Linked DNA regions of Mus musculus: region 2 is linked to region 1. The links are chromatin loops, found by intact Hi-C in ENCODE. Cell type or tissue: left cerebral cortex. All regions are shown on one strand.

Evidence for each region. A loop is a pair of places that touch in the nucleus more often than their neighbours do. Peaks named below come from ENCODE experiments on the same cell type or tissue, not always from the same donor. Only the 100,000 strongest peaks of a DNase experiment are listed, where the experiment ranks them.
Region 2: it touches region 1 in a loop (2.0-fold over the local background); 3 of 42 quality-filtered maps call a loop at or near these places.

Annotation. Positions count from the first base shown.
Region 1 is chr3:65,105,694-65,113,693 of GRCm38, forward strand. Kcnab1 (potassium voltage-gated channel, shaker-related subfamily, beta member 1) reads left to right here and starts at 3,321. Exons shown (of 14, transcript NM_010597.5): 1 at 3,321-4,299. The coding sequence starts at 4,079. In left cerebral cortex, a CTCF peak has its summit at 3,606; DNase peaks (open chromatin) are centred at 2,980, 3,399, 3,625, 4,128 and 2 more places; H3K4me3 peaks cover 3,729 bases; H3K27ac peaks cover 3,066 bases.
Region 2 is chr3:65,217,409-65,225,408 of GRCm38, forward strand. All of the region lies in intron 1 of Kcnab1 (potassium voltage-gated channel, shaker-related subfamily, beta member 1), which reads left to right. All of the region lies in intron 3 of A330015K06Rik (RIKEN cDNA A330015K06 gene), which reads right to left. Among named protein-coding and RNA genes, the nearest start is that of Gm52605, 55 kb to the right of the region's middle. In left cerebral cortex, a CTCF peak has its summit at 3,061; DNase peaks (open chromatin) are centred at 496, 3,063 and 6,389.

The sequences.
Region 1 (8,000 bases):
ACATAGAACTTTGCATGACTTTATGAAGCAGAATAAAGGGATTGCATGTGGGTCTTTCTCCAGGGTACATTTCAGCAGCCCTTCCTAGAGAGCAGATCTATAGATTGCTTTCTACCTTTTGGTTTTTATGACAGAGGTATGCTGTGGTCACTCAGGCTGGGCTGGAACTCACCATTCTCCTATAGAACATTAATGACAGCTTGGGATGTGTGGAGTATATCTAGTGACATTCATTGTGACTAATAATGACATTTAGAAGCTTAAATGTTAGTATGCTCCAATAGTTTCTTATGAATATTATTATAGATATAAATTATATTTCCTGCCTGTATTAAAGCAGCCTTATACAATAATGTACTAGAAGCTGAATAGCTACAGGAGAAAAAAATATTTTCTCTTAGTTCTATGGACTGAAAGTCTGAGATCATAGTAGCAAGCTTGGCCTCTTCTGAGGACTCTGCCCTGGGCTGGTAAATGGTCCTCTGTTCTGTGTCTTCACGTGTCTGGCCCTGGTTCTTATTATAAGGACATGTGTCATATTTGGTTGATGCTCAAACTTATGGCCTCGTTATACTTATGATGTCTTAAAGACTGTCTCCAAATACAGTCACATTCTGACACACGGCGGCAAAGACAGGGCCTCTATACATGAAGTTTGGGATGAGATAATCTAGCCCATAACTATATCTATACATGTATATGTGTGTATCTATGTAAATCTATCTATATGCAGGTTTGTGTGTCTATTTAAGCCTGAAATTCTCATAGTGTGTGACAGTAAAGGAACATACATTGTAAGTCTAACTTCCCCAGCTTAATTAGCATGTGGCCTGCTAGCAAACTTATTAGGAATGGGCACTCTACAGCCAACTGTTATTTAGCTTCCAGGCTCCTGAGAGCGACTGGTCCCTTAATTCTGGGAAGTATGAGGATGTCTGGGGAAACTATGGGGCTGCTGCTTGCCTGTCAGAGTGCCTGTGTGGTATCAGAGATGAAAGGCTCACTGTGGTCAACAAGAAAGAAGCCTGCACTGTGAGCATCCTCTGGCCTCAGATCTTTGATTCTCTATGAGGCATGTCCCAAAGGTTGGGACACTGGACCACACTCAAGAGGAGCAGAGGAAACTGTGGGGCTACCATTCACTCCTTTTCAGTATAACTGGCTGAGCTTCCAAGTGAATGCACAGGATTTTCTTTGGTGGTTGTTTTTAAAGAATGGAGTTTATCCAGGAAAAGGCATCTCCCCCATCCAACCCACCTTCCCCTCTCCCTCTTCGTTATTTCCTCATCACCTCTCAATTATTTATAGATTGAGCACCTGCCATAGAACAAGCAAGCACTCTGTGTGGTCCTATTGGGGTCAGAAATGCTCTACTTTGTATGTCTTGTTCAGATAACCTTTTCCCTGATCTAGGCTATGCTGTGCTTTTTGGCATTTCTCTGCTAGCCCCTTAATAAAGCTAAACACCACACTGGTTAATATATCCAGGCCTCTTAGTCCATCCTATAAAGCCAGCAGCACTCTCAGCTGAACCCCTGCCCACCTCCCCTCCCCCAAAGCCAGTGGCCAAGTTAAAGTCCCTGGTTCCTGACCCCTCGGGTCTGAAGGGCATCACCTCCCTCTGTTGTTCCCAGCCTGCTTTTTTCCCACTTTCCTTTTCTAAAAGCTCTTTCTTTTGATTCCTCCCACTTCTTCCTCTTCTCATTTTGACTGCTTTCCCAATTCACGTTGATCATCTCCGATGAGCTGGCTTAGTGTGCAAAAATAAAGGTTCCTATGATCTGCTTCCTCTCTACCCACTGTTTATTCCAAAGATTAAAGAAAGGTACGTCCCAGTATTCCTGCCTGGGTGAAAAGAAGAGGTGCCCACTTAACCCTGCCACCCTCAGTCATCCTAAATATCCTCTGTTAATGAACATACTGATTTTCCTAAGGGAAAGAGTGAAAATATATAGAGGATCAAGAATTGGATGCCACAATGTGGTTTAAATCTTATCTTCAGGTTCAAAGTTGTTAAGAGTAATAATATCTTGAGTGGATCTCAACACAAGCACAGAGTCTCCTTGAGGATTTCACTTCTGCAACTTCATTTGCTTGGGCAGAAGTGGCCAGAGCAGCTGTTTTATTTATTAATTTATACAGGCAGGCTATGTCATCCGTGAACATGCTTCCCTGTACTCCTGATAATCAGATCAGACCCATGGGTCCTGCCACAGGGGAGTCCATACCTTTGGGAGGGCTGTTGAGTCTTCGTGTGCTTCCTGAAACTCTGGACATTGTCATGTGTCCCAGTAGCCAAGTCAGATTATAAGAGAAGCTCCACTGAAGTGTTGTAATGGATCGAAATGAAGAAATGTTCTCCAGGCTCCTGAAATTCATTCTTTTTTCATTCTGTTGTGCTTAGTGTGGGTACCACTCCCGTGGACACATAGAGTATGATTTTCAACATAATCAGTCTCTGAAGACCGAGTGCTTTGTCCTTCCCACCCAGATTGCCTGCTCCTTACGAACTGAGACACAGCTTCCTAAATTTCCCTCCATATTGATCTCTATTGCCAAGAACAGAGATGGATTCACAAATAGCGTTTGTTGTTTCTTCCTCCTTGACAGTGGGGTCTGTTGGGGATCACATTTAGAAAGAAGCTTTTGGAGAAGATATAATTTAACCAAATTCATAGGACGAGTTATTTCTCTCATACTTCAAATGGAGAGATGAATTATCAACTAATTGATAGTTTGGTCTGAGCAGGTTTCTTGAGCAGTTGCTCTGAATGGAACATCCAGCCAAACAAGAAATGCATCTTATATGGGTTCAGGCTCAGCTCACAGAACTTCTTGCTGCCCATCCCTGTGGCCATGACAATATATATGGATCCTGTTACTTTCCTGACCTGTTTCTCCCCCATTGCACCTACCCCCACCTGTATCCTCCAGCGGGGAGGACCCATTGCTCCCTGCAGCATCCCAGACGTCTCTACTCTGGTATTTTAAATAAATTTGCAGTACGTTAGCAGACCCCACTCCATCCAGACTGCACTGTGGCTTTTCAGGAAACTTCTAACTTATCTGCATAAGAAATAACATGCAGAGGGGATATGAACCCTGACAAGGCTAATATCTGAATTCCAAGCTGTGTTCCAGCAAGTCAGAAGAGCATTCACGTGTTAATCAGTAGTGTGCTGTTCTCAGAGCACCCCACTCAGCCTCCCCAACTCAGCCTTTTCAACTCCTGCGCTGCAGCAAAATTTGGTGGCATCTAGGCAGAGCCCCCTGATGGAACAGCCCTCCCAGTCCTGTTCCAGTAAGGAGTGGTCACAGTGATCTTTCCTTCCCACTGCACACAAAGGCAAGGCGCTCCTTAAAGGGACCTCCCAGCTCTTCTATGCAGTCGCTAACCAAGTAAGTGCTGGCTCAGGAGACCCAGCTTTTGCCCGAGGATGAGTGGGGAGGGGTCTTGAGAAGCCTCCACCTCCGCATTCTCCTAAGCACAGGAGCGAGGTAGTTGGCAGGCATAGTGGATGGAGACCACGGGTCCGCGGGGTCCTGCTTGCTGTGAGCTGCTTCTTGGGATGCTCCTCTCCAGTTGAGCCTCCTGCCTGTGATCCAGAGGGTGCTAGCAGCGCATCTTGCGGTATGCCTGCGTTGCTTTGAGCCAGCGCCCAGAAACCAGCCCTCTGCATTCAGGCACCTCGGACTGGCTCCAGGCAGGGCTGTGTGCAGTCACCATGAATGCTCAGCTCTAGGCTTCTGCACCAGCCTCCTGACCACATGGATCTGGCTGTTTAATCAGCCGAGATCACAGCCTGGGAAGATTGGAGAGGCTGATTCGCGCTCCAGCTGCCGAGGCAACTTCCAGCTTGGCTGTTTACTTCTTTGGGTCCCGGGGACTCTGTCCTGCCCCTCAGCCTCTTCTGCCACTGTGTGGGTCCTGAAGTCAGCTGCTGGGACTCCTCTGAAGGCATCCAGGAAGGGGGGCAAGAGGGGTTAAAAGACAGCCGAAATCCCCCCAACTGCTCACCCTCTGCCGACCGCCTGTGTTGTGGGGTTCTGAGAGGACCTTGCTCTGTCCTGGGAAGCAATGCAAGTCTCCATAGCCTGCACAGAGCACAATTTGAAGAGTCGAAATGGTGAGGACCGACTTCTGAGCAAGCAGAGCTCCAACGCCCCCAATGTGGTGAACGCAGCCCGGGCCAAATTCCGCACTGTCGCTATCATCGCTCGCAGCCTGGGGACCTTCACCCCTCAGCATCACATTTCTCTCAAAGAGTCCACCGCAAAGCAGACTGGCATGAAATATAGGTATGGTGAGGTCCCTCTGCCCGGGGTTTCTGTGTTCTTTGACGGTTCAGCCAGGCAGTTGTTCCTGTTTGAAAGTGACTTAACTCAGCGCTTGTTTGCTTAATTTAGAATTCTCAGGTGTTTGCTTTGAAATTAGCCTTTTGTGGGGGGAGAGCTGAAAAGGGCCAAGCTGCTGTGCATGCACAAGTGCGATCTTTAAGATGTGGCCCATTTTTTTATATTCTAAGTGTTACGAACACCTTAGGACCATAATGAGTTCCAGAGAGCGGAGAAAACACACCTAAGAGCTAGGAACTCTTTTCTACTAGGACAGTTTGTCAAGAGCAGAAGTGTTTGTCCTGCTTGATGCACAGGCTGTCGATTCTACGCTTATGCTTTTCAGAATAGTTTCCCATCCCACGCTGCACTCTTCCCTTTGAGAGACCGAGGGAACATGTTAAGCCCAGCTCTTATTAAGGAAGGTTTGTGGTAGCAAGAAACACCTACAACGGTGTTAGAGACTGAACACTGCTGTACTGAAATCTAAATTACTGCCTGAAGTGAATGAAGTGCGACTGTTGTTAAATACAGGGGACCAGCTTTTCAGTGCCGGTGAATGTCTGTGTCCCTGTCTCCTGTATCACAACTGAATTGGTTGTTTTCGTAGATAGAAATCTTCCTGTAGTAAAAACAGTTCTCCGTTCCATAATGCGATCCCTGCCACTTCATTATGTTTGCTTTGCATCAGCACTCTGGCCATGGGCTCCGTAGCCCCGCTGTAGTTCCTCTGCACTTCTCAGTATTTAGGGACCCAAAGAAGAGCAGCAGCTGACACATCCTCCGAGGTCTTCGGCTCTTCTCATTTGCAGGTGTAACTGGTCATTGTTTTCCTTTTTTCTCTCCCTCGTTTGCTAGAGACCAGATTTTAGGATAAGATGGATGAACTCCGGACAATTAAAATACTGTACGTTTAAGATTGTGCTGTCTGTATGAAGTAAGCCGTTAAACTTCTCTAGAGAAGTTGGCCTTGATGAAAGTTTATCTGCAGATTTAAGGGAAGCCTCCCACTGCAACAGCAAGTCTTCTTGTCCTTCTGATGTTTTCAAGCCACTGAGAAAGAAAACCTGTCAACAGACTGGGAAGCCAGCCAGAGCAGTAGCTCTGGGCCACAACTGCAGGGTGAGGGCAAGCCACCAAATGAACCCCCTGACTGTGGTCCATTCCCTCCAAGTGTCAGCATTGTGAGCCCTCTTCTTTCCTTTGCTTTTCTGATGGACAGACGGCCCCATCCAATGACTTCTCCAAATGAGACCTCGGTCTCTAGTTCTCTGGCAGTTTCTGTGTAGCTGCTGTGGCACAGATGTAGCCTTAGTCCTGTGCATGGTAGGTGCTGCTGGGCCAATAGCTAAGCTGCTGGGGGAGATAAGCTGTTGCCTCCTGGACAGAGTCCAAGAGCAAGACACATCAGGGTGAGGTGGCTCCAATGGGGGCCTGCAGAGTTTGAGAGAACAATAAACAGTTTTCCCCTAAGGCAGAAGTTTAAAAGTCACACCCCTCCTGTCTGTGGTCACACCTTCATAGTTGTCTTGCAGGGGATTGTCATGGAACAGTTTGGTCTTACTGGGCTATTGCAGTCAGGGGCTCTCTGTTAAGGTTTCCTATCAACACAGTTGAACTTGGATTGGACTGTAACTGTCGAATTCCCCAGAAGGTCGGTGTGGGAACCACTCATTTGGATGTCTCTCCTCCCTTGCAGCTAAGCACAGCTCTTCACTAACAATCATCTGGGTTCTTCAGCACTCTTGAGTTTGTGGTAACCAAACATAATGGTTCTTTTCCACTCCTCTTCTCATTCAGAGCCACTCCATCGAGGACAGGTGCTTTATGTATGTGTGAATCCAGCTCCCAGCTTTTAAATTCTACTGAGACTGAGAGACATATAAGACATGTGAGAAAGTGCCATCTGCATGCCAGGCTTTCTTAGGTGATAGAGGAGTGGGACAATTACTGTGTGCTTGCCCAAAATAGTGGGAATATTTTTGTTGCCTGAGTTATGTTTTTGTTACATTGTTTCATCTAGAATATAACATGAGTGCACTGAGTGATTGTTAAGAATAAATAGTAAGTGATTTTGTGCAATAAGGAATGTGATTGGCTTGTCTACAGAATCTGGGGAGAGACTGGTGGAATGAGCAAGAACAGTAAATTACTGGTGACTTATGATTATAATGCTCATATTCTTGAAGACAGTTTCCACATTGGAGCTTTTAGTAATAGTCACAAAATCCTGAGGGGAATTGGAGGTCGGGAGATCCAGGAATCTTGTTCATCTATTCCTTCAGAATCTGAAGTGTCTGCTAAACAAAAAGTTGTCATAGGAATTTTGTGGGTTGAAACAGTATTCATTCAGTCAGTAATAATGTATCGCCCACCTTCTCTATACACCAGAACTCTATACACCAGTCCTCAAATGCAGAAGCCACCAAGGCTTAGGAAATAGCTTCAAGTTGGAAAAAGGTACCATAATTAGCAAGTAGATATTGGAATTTTCTGTTGTGACACACTCTTGTAGGCCTATGCACTAAGGGGATACTCCTATTTGAGGCAACCAAATGTGCCTTTGTCTATATGGAGTGATTATCCCGGCCCGAGGGATTCAGTCATTCGTGGGTGTGAGGGGGACCGCAAACCTGGAAGGAAATGAGAGGAAGGGAAGGAGAGGCAGGAGACCAAGAAGGGCACCTATCAAGGTCTCGTTTATTAGGCTGAGGTGCCTTGATTTTAAAGCATACATCTCAGGGAATAGGGAGGGGGTCGAAGGGGAATTTTACAAAGAACAAAGAAGTGGGCATCTGCTGACATGGGGGCCGAAGTCAGGCGCTAGGCAGCGGGCACTCTGCATCTTATCTCTGGAATATAGATCCTCCTTGACAGCCTTGGGTGTCAGGCTGGGCTCAGGCGTAACTCATGTCCTTGGATGGCATGGGAGTTCAGGAAGAGATAGGGAAGAGGGGACTGTAATTCAGCTTTTACAACCTCAGGTGCCAGGAAGGGAATAGGGAGGAGGGAGTGATAGCCAGCTCCTAGCACGAGGCCATTTGGCCTGTCAGGGAGATTGTGAAGGGCTCGCTTTCTCATGGGATGGCCTCTGACAAGTGATTTCTTCTTGGCCATGTAACTACCCAGATCTCCTACTCACTGTGCAGAGCCACCCACTCAGGTTCAGCCTTGCTATAAGGGACCAGTGCTCCCTGACAGTTGAGGACCTGCTTATAACCTTGAGAAATAAAGGAACTTCTTTCTGCTTCTATAGTGACTGTGACATTTAAGTCTCAAGTCTTAAGGGTAAGAATACCAACCATAGGTCAAGAGCTCATAAAACTAGGAGCTGAGAAACAATATATTTATACAATCTTCTAAATTTTGCAAATGTAACTATAGTCACACCATGACTAGGTACAGATCTTCTATCAAATTGGCTAGTGTTTTCAAGGCTTTTGTGGAAAAAGAAACCTACAAGAACATGCTACAAATGTTACTGCTAGCGGAGTAGCAAGACTTCATTACATTTACTCTGGAGCTATCTATATCTAAGACAGTTCTGTGCTTTGGTAATGCAGGGCAGTTAGTTGATTTTAGCTTTTCCTATGGTTTAGGTGTGTGTTCACCACTGCATGATAGCTTGGTGGAAACTCTGCAAGCACATGTGATAAATCTCCAAG
Region 2 (8,000 bases), 110 kb after region 1:
CTCTGGAAGTCTTCCTCACTGCAGAGCTTTCTGCTCACACCAGCTCCAGAAATTCTCACCAGGCCACAGCCTTGGCTCCTTTTGCTGCGTTGACTGTCCTGCTGTCAGCAGGATTCAACTAGAGAAACAAGCAGGACTCCCCACTCACACACCCCTGCCTCTGTTTTGTGCTCTTCAGACCACAAGACGCCTTCTCAGATCCCATGTACAGGAAGAGCGTTATTCACTGCTATGATTCTCAAAGCATGCCCTGGTTTGCAGTATTCAGTTATCTGGGAACCTGTGAAAAAGACAAAATCCCAAGCCCCAACCTAGACCCGTAGGCCTTGAATCAGAAAGTCTCACTTAGGGCCTAGAATTCTGCGTTCACCAAGCCTGCCAACTGATTCTGATCATTTCCAAGGTCTAATTATTAACACTGCTAATAGTTGCCTAGGCGATACTGATGTGTTTGATCTGGGTTGCTTGTGGTGAGAAATAATTATTCTATACCAGGAGTTGGAAAGCTGCATGCAGGCAGTAATCCAAAAAATGGCCCACCATCTATCTGATTTTGTAAGTAAAGTTTTATTGGAACACAGCCACACCTAGTAATTTACATATCTATGGCTGATTTCTTGCAACATATAACAGATTTGAACAGTTTCCACAGTAACCATATGTCCTACAAAACTGGAAATCTGGCTAGAAAAGGTTCTGGGATAAGTTAACTACTCTGTATAAGAATGCCTTAACTGTGATAAGTCAGGTGATACCTTGCAAATAGATTTAAGGAAGATCATCATAATGACCCAGTGGGGAACTCGGAACACTTTTCTGGCCCAAAAAGTAATCGTTATGATCACCTCTTCTTTCCATAAAGAAAATATGCAGGCACCTAGTTCTCCATGCCTGCAAGCTGGTATCAGTGGTAGCTGGCAATGGCTGATGTAGCCATGTTCTCTGAGCCAGTTCAGGTCTGAGGGCCAGACAGGTGGCAGGAATCCCAGGTGCCTAGGCATGAAGAGGCAGGAACGCTGAGCTGACAGCTGACAGCAAATAGGGCTGGTTTTCAGTAGTCATGCATTTGTTGTTTTGAGACATAGTGTCTGCAGGGAGGGGAGCAGATTAATTTGTAAGGTACTCATGACTCTCCTAGATCAACACGTTTTCCAAATGAAAGGGTTTTGGATCAATGGTGCGTTTGATTGGGTTAGACCCAAAGGAGAATGTTTGAACTTAGCAGCCAAGAAATTCCATTTTTCATTGCTACCTCTCCCTGACGTGACTGAATATGCCTTCTTCTTCTTTCCCAGCTTGAGCCTTTCTATAGGAAGAGCAACCTAAATATCAGAAGCCGTGTAGATCAGACACCTGCTTCAGTGTCTGACACTCACCAGGGGTCTTTTTCACCTTGAACATAGTATATTTCCCCCTTTCTTAAGAAATACAGAAAACGGGGCTCACTCCTCTGAGAGCAAGTGCTAGCTATCAAAGGGGGGCTATAGTATAGCCTCTGGCATGTCCAGATAGAAATCTACCTCTGTTATTCTCTCTAGGAGAGTATGAGTGCAAGTTTTTGAGGCTCAGCCCCTCAGGACTGGCTTCCTCACCTGTGCAGTAAGGTACATGGTATCCAGATCAGAGTCGCCAAAATCAGAGTTGCCAACATCTAATCAGTAAATTCCTAATATAGGCTAGGGTTCTCGGTCCAACGTCATCTTCAACTGTCCCTTGGCTGAAGTTTGTACATTCCCTTCCGTGTTTTCAGATTCTTCTGTTCTGTGGCTTCAGAAAACTTAGCAGAACTCAGAAAAGGGAGGCTCTCTTGGAGGGAAAGTTGAGATGCTTAAAGAGTCTCCCCCAATTCAAGGAAGTGTTTCATTTACTCATCACTGCTGAGTAACTGTCATCACAACTGCTTCTTCCTAAGCTGAATATTTCTATAAAATGTGACAGGAGACCTTACCGCAGGGGATTTCATGTCCTGTCCACAAGGGAAGGAAACCTACGTTTAAAGATGATTCTAACAGGATGGGAGTCCAGACTGGCTGCAGACACTGACTGGGAAAGTTATTTTTTCCTCTAGAATTTCTTGAGAGCAAAGTCGCCCAAACAGCATTCACCCCTCCATGAGATGATAGGACATGGGAGATGAGAGCAAGCATCAAAGGATCATTTTATGGTTTGTAAATCCCCAATTACTTACAAGTCATTAAAATTATTCCAATTTTTTAAAGAATTCTTATGATCACTGGATATAAAACCACATTATTGAAGTGCTTTATGATTGAGGGATGGGCCCACTATTTTCAAAGAAGTAGGTCAATTAGTTTAACGAAAGAAAGGGCTATGGTCTTGGCATATAACCTGAATTCTTCAGACATGGCTCACTCATATACTCCTCCTCAGAAAAGATCTCCTTTCCATCTTCTAAAGTCATCTTTCTCTCTCAATACTCTCCAGCCCCATTCTGTTTTGTCACTTGAAATGACAGTCATGTGCTACGTAACAGTCAGGACATTTCCTTAGAAATACATTGTTCGGGGAGTGGGGGTGGGTGGCTATGGGGGACTTTTGGTATAGCATTGGAAATGTAAATGAGCTAAATACCTAATAAAAATGGAAAAAAAAGAAATACATTGTTCAGTATGTTTATCATTGTGTGAGCATCACAGAGTTTTTATACAAACCAAACTAGCTATGATGTCACGATGTTCTATACTTTACGGTACCAACATTGTGTATATGGTCCACCGTTGACCAAAATGCTATCAAATGGCATGTCTAACTATCATACTGCATGTCTGTACTATCAAATGGCATGTCTAACTATCATACTGCATGTCTGTACAGGGTATGCTTTGATTTCTTGCTTATTGTTGGTTTCTCTAACCAAAATGAAAATGTCTTCTTTTTTGTTCTTGTCATTGCTGTCTTCAGAGGCTAGAGCAGCATTTGAGAAGCAAACTTATAGTTATTTGTTACATAACTTGACAAAAATCTCCCCAGAAGAGTTTTTAAAATCCTGCATATAATATGTATTCTCTTATATACCAGGCATGGAGAAGCATGCCTCTAATGGCTGCACTTGGAAAGACAGGCAGGACAGATCTCTGTGGGCTCAATACAGCCCATCTCTATACAGTCTGCTCTGTATAGAGACTTCTAGGCCAGCTAAGACCACATAATGAGACTTTCTCTCAAAACATCAAAATAGATAGATAGATAGATAGATAGATAGATAGATAGATAGATAGATAGATAGATAAAATAATTTGTGTCCTATTGTGAAACAAGTGTTTCAACCCAAACTGATTTGGGAAGTCGCTTATTTTAGAAAGACTTCTGCATTTAATTTTATGGTTTAATTGGCTCATTTCTGATTGATATACCTTCCCTATATAGCTTTACTATACAGGCTCAATCAGTCCATCTGTGGATATAGTCACAACCATAGGCTTCCTTTTCTTGCCCCTATTCTCTAAAGGAACATTTTCAGCAGTGTACTGATATTAATTTGGAGGTGTCATTATCTCATTAGGGAAGTTCCTGTATTCCTAGACAGGGGCCAGGGAGGTTAAAAGCCCTTGCTGCCAAATCTGATAATATGAGTTTGATCCTAGGTCCCATATGGCAGAGAGCTGTTCTCTGTATATGTATGCAGACATACATGCACATACATACACACTCAATAAATGCAATTTTTAAAAAGAGAAGATATTCCTAAATTGCTAACTTTAAAAAATGTATGTTTGAGCAACGGCTTCAGCAGTTAATACAGGCATAGGATGTTCCCCCTTGTTATCAAATATAAAAGCATCCCCACGCTCCTGACAGAAATCTGATACATTAGCCTTTTCATTTTTTGTTAGACCTTATTTGTTAATACGTTGCTCTTTACCTTGACATCTGTTTTCGTAAATGACATTGGCAGCAAATTTCTTTTCTCACGGTGTCCTTGTCTAATATAATTACCTCGCTGTTGTTGGGGGGGGGGCGCTGAGAATGCTTCTGTTTTCTGTATTCTGGAGGTTTGCACCAGCCATGTGTGAGTTCTCCCTCTAGCACTTGATAGAATTCACTGCTGAACCCAACTAAGCCCAGGTTTCTCCTGTGCTTCTGTGAGAACTGGGAGAAGCCACAAGCCATACTGAGTTGATTTGGAAACTTCAGAGAATTTATATATCTTGTCTGAAGTCCTGTCAGGGCTGACTATACATTCAGTTTGCTCTCACTTCTGAAATTCAGCTACCCAGAGTCCCATACCAGTTGTAGGGAGTTTATACAGGCTATGGCCACCATCCCAAACTCAGGTTTTATGCCATTAGCCTGCAAGGGATGTCAAACACACGATTCAACTCATTGCTTATCCTTTGAGCATCAGAACCACCCTTTGCCTCACTGATCGATAAGCATTCCAAGACTAAGCTCTCTGCTCTGATTTCCAGCCTCTCCCAGATTGATTTTGATGCTTCACTGAGCAGTTGCCCTTCTCAAGCCTTCAAGCCAAGGCACTTTTATCATCTCCACGTTCTAAACCTTGTTGGATTGCTCAGACACCATCACCAGACAGTAGTAACTCACAGCAAAACACAATCCGTACGGCAGAGATGGAAGCCAGATTCTGCGCACAGAAAGAGGCAGTGCAGATTATGTCTACGAGCAAGGTTAATGGGTCGTATTTCAGTCTGGACTCTGACGGAGGAGCAGAAGTTCCGTGGCAAAGGGAAGGAATGATTATTTCAACAAAGAGAACAGCAAGAACAAAAAAGGAACGCAGATATGGTGAGAGTGGTGAAGCCAGTGAGGCAGACAGTCATGTGACAGGAGACAAGGCTCCAGGCACTCCATTTGTCAAGTGACTCAGCTTTCTAAGCTTCTGCCATTTCATGTGAAATAGTGGTAATATTTTCTACCTCTAAAGACATCTTAGTTAAAGGAGATGTTGCATACTATGTGAATAAGACAACACCTGTACATGAAAGCCATAAATAAATAAAAAGACGGACTGTACATGAAAGCCATAAATAAATAAAAAGACGGACCTCATGATACAGGTAAAGGGGGTGGTAAAGGGGAAGGAGCACACATTTTGTTCATGTTTGTTTTAGCTGTTTACATTAAAATATGTTCTTAAAAAGAAACTACTAGGCCTAATCAGAATTGGAAAGAAAGAAAAGAGATGAGGGTCTCCAAACTAAGCCACACCACATGGGATTTTGAAGTCTCTATAGAGACCTCCAAGGAGACTTCATGAAAGGCAGCAACAGTCACCCAGAGGCCAAGGTTCAATTATTACATAATAAGACATTACTTTCTAGTTGTCCTGAAGGTTTTATCCCTTAAGTCCATCCAATGCCTCTATTTCCTGCCACCCTTTGCTAGTCTCATCTTCTCTCTGTCTTCCTTGATGGCTGCTCCCTCTTCTCCAGCTCTTCATTCTCCTGTGGGACGTGGGACATTCTACTAGCCCAGCCCTAGTCTCTTCTCTGCACCCTTTAGCATTTTGTTCCCCCCCAGCTCAATACTTTCTAGCTGTTATTTCAGCCTATTCTATTTTTCAATCCATGAGATAGTTTTTCTTAACATGCATATCCCTCGATGGTAGAGCAGAGGACATGTTCCATCTCAATGAATGTCTGTGACTAGACTGTAATGGCCACTAGTAACAGTGCTAAGGTCTTATCTATTGCCCTTATTTTCTTACCAGGGAGGATTGAGGACAGTTTTCAAAATAAATAGCAAGATATGGTTAAGAAACTTGTGATTAAGTGTTCATCTGCACAAATTAAAAATGGTTGCCACAGCAGCACCTGGAAGACATTGAAGCCAGAGGCATTTTCTTATTCTTAACCCCTCTTCTCCACAGCTGAAGAGGCTCTATTGCTTAGGGTGAAAATACCTACCTATAAATCAAATGGCCAAAGTGAAAGACTGACTCTAGACTCCTCAGTCTCTATTCTGCAAAGTCAATAGGCCTTGGAATCATTAGTTAGATGCTCATGAATCAACCCACCCTGCCCACTTCAAACAGAAGTAATGAATATGGTAGGTTTTAAGGAGACAGTACTATACAAATATACAATTTTTAAGAGATTGAATTTGGCTTACACTAAGGAAGAAACAAACTAGAAATAAACACTCTATTTTTATTAGCTTTACTACCTCTCCAAGAATCTTCTAGAAGAAAGCTAAATGTCACTGAAGAAACTAGAATAAGACATGTTGTTTTTGCCATGTACTAAAATATGCCCCTAAGGGTGCAGTCTATTTTCAAAGGTAGGTTCCAGAACTGGCAGAGGAAGTTGAGCAAAGATAAGAACAAAAAGCCTTGGACCAGTATCAGCTGGACGATAATCACACCAGGTTGCTTCTGCAGGGGAGGAGAGGTGAATAGAGACCTTCTTCTCAGATGGCATATGCAACGGCAGCATCTGCCTCCACAGCCATGTGTTGACTTCCTACTCAACTGAACATGCAGAAGACAGCCTGTGGGACTGAAGGAGAGAATAAAAGGATGTCTTCTACCAAAGCACATGGAAAGGGCACATTGTCTTCTATGGATGGCATTAATCCATTCAGTTCCATGTTGCCTCCCAAGCATTGCACTTACCCTCTACCAACTATTCTGAAGTCTGTGCCTGTTTCTGGTAACCAGCTTTACTCTGCTCTCACATCCAAGAAAGAATGCAGTGAGAGTTCCTGCTACAGTGCTCAATAAAACGTGGCAGTGGCTCAGGATATACATGAAGGTAGTAATTGCATTCCAGTCATCCACCATTATTGAAAGTAGCTCACTGAAGATATGGAAATATTCCTAAATAGCCAAGGACAGTGATTTGTGGGCTGTTTTAAAAGCAATTTCTCATTAGTTCCTTGCCATTATGTTTCATATAACATTCAGATACCAAATGGAACTTTCCTAAATTCATTTATGGAAACTTCTTTGTTCACAGTGTTGGACTAATGGACTTGCATGCTTTAATCCCATGTGTATTGTGATTGTAAATGCTCAATAAACACAGGCCACTGTTCATTTATCAGGACATATCTTGTTTCTCCTTCTATATATTTAATGAATTTTCATCCACACTGGAACTTGCAGTGCCAACAAAATCATTCTCTATTATTTGGGAAGACTAGTAGTGTGAATGAATTATTCTTGACGTGGGCATTGCAATTTCTGGTTTGTGTGTGTGTGTGTGTGTGTGTGTGTGTGTGTGTGTTTCCTTGTTTAAAAAGAAATAGTAGGTTCTAGATTTACAATACAGTGTCAAAGCAGTATGTTTCATATTAGAAAGGTTACTTTCCCAGTTGTGAACATGAATTCTGAAAATGTATGCAGAATGTACACATGAGCATAAATTGGCTGGCATGTGACTGCAGGGAAATCATTGCCTCAAACACTCAGGAAAGAAGGAAAGGCAGCCCCTCCTTCATGCTTCATATATGCAACCATATTCAAAAGTTCCCACTCAGTCCTATCCAGGGATGGTGCTTCAACCAATAGTCCATGGAGAGTGCACTGTTACTACTTCAAAGAAATGTAGTGTCAGTACTAAGGATGGGTGCTAAGCATTATAGTAATCCAGTGGGTTCTTTCAAACCACATTGCTGCATAAACCTTGCTTTGGCTGCCTTTGAAAGGTAAAAGGTATTCTCACTCACTGAGCCTTGTTTATTTTTCTTCTTTGAAGCCATGACTTGGCTGAGCCTAGATGATTGCTAGTTCTTAGCCAGCACTACTCTTGCTAACTCTAGGTAATCAGAGCTGTTTCAACACATATGGAATACAAGACCTGGAAGGACACATCCAACTGAAGTGCTTGTGACCATGGATATATTTCTGTCCCTTGCTTCTTGTCTGTGTCTTGCCATATACATGTTAACTTAAAATATAAAAGTTGTTCTAAAGCATGTAAGTAAAAAATAATAAAACAAAACCCACTGACTGTAGGAATTCCAAAGATACGAACTATCTTGTTTAAAGATATTTCTAATTTACTAAGTGTGTTCAT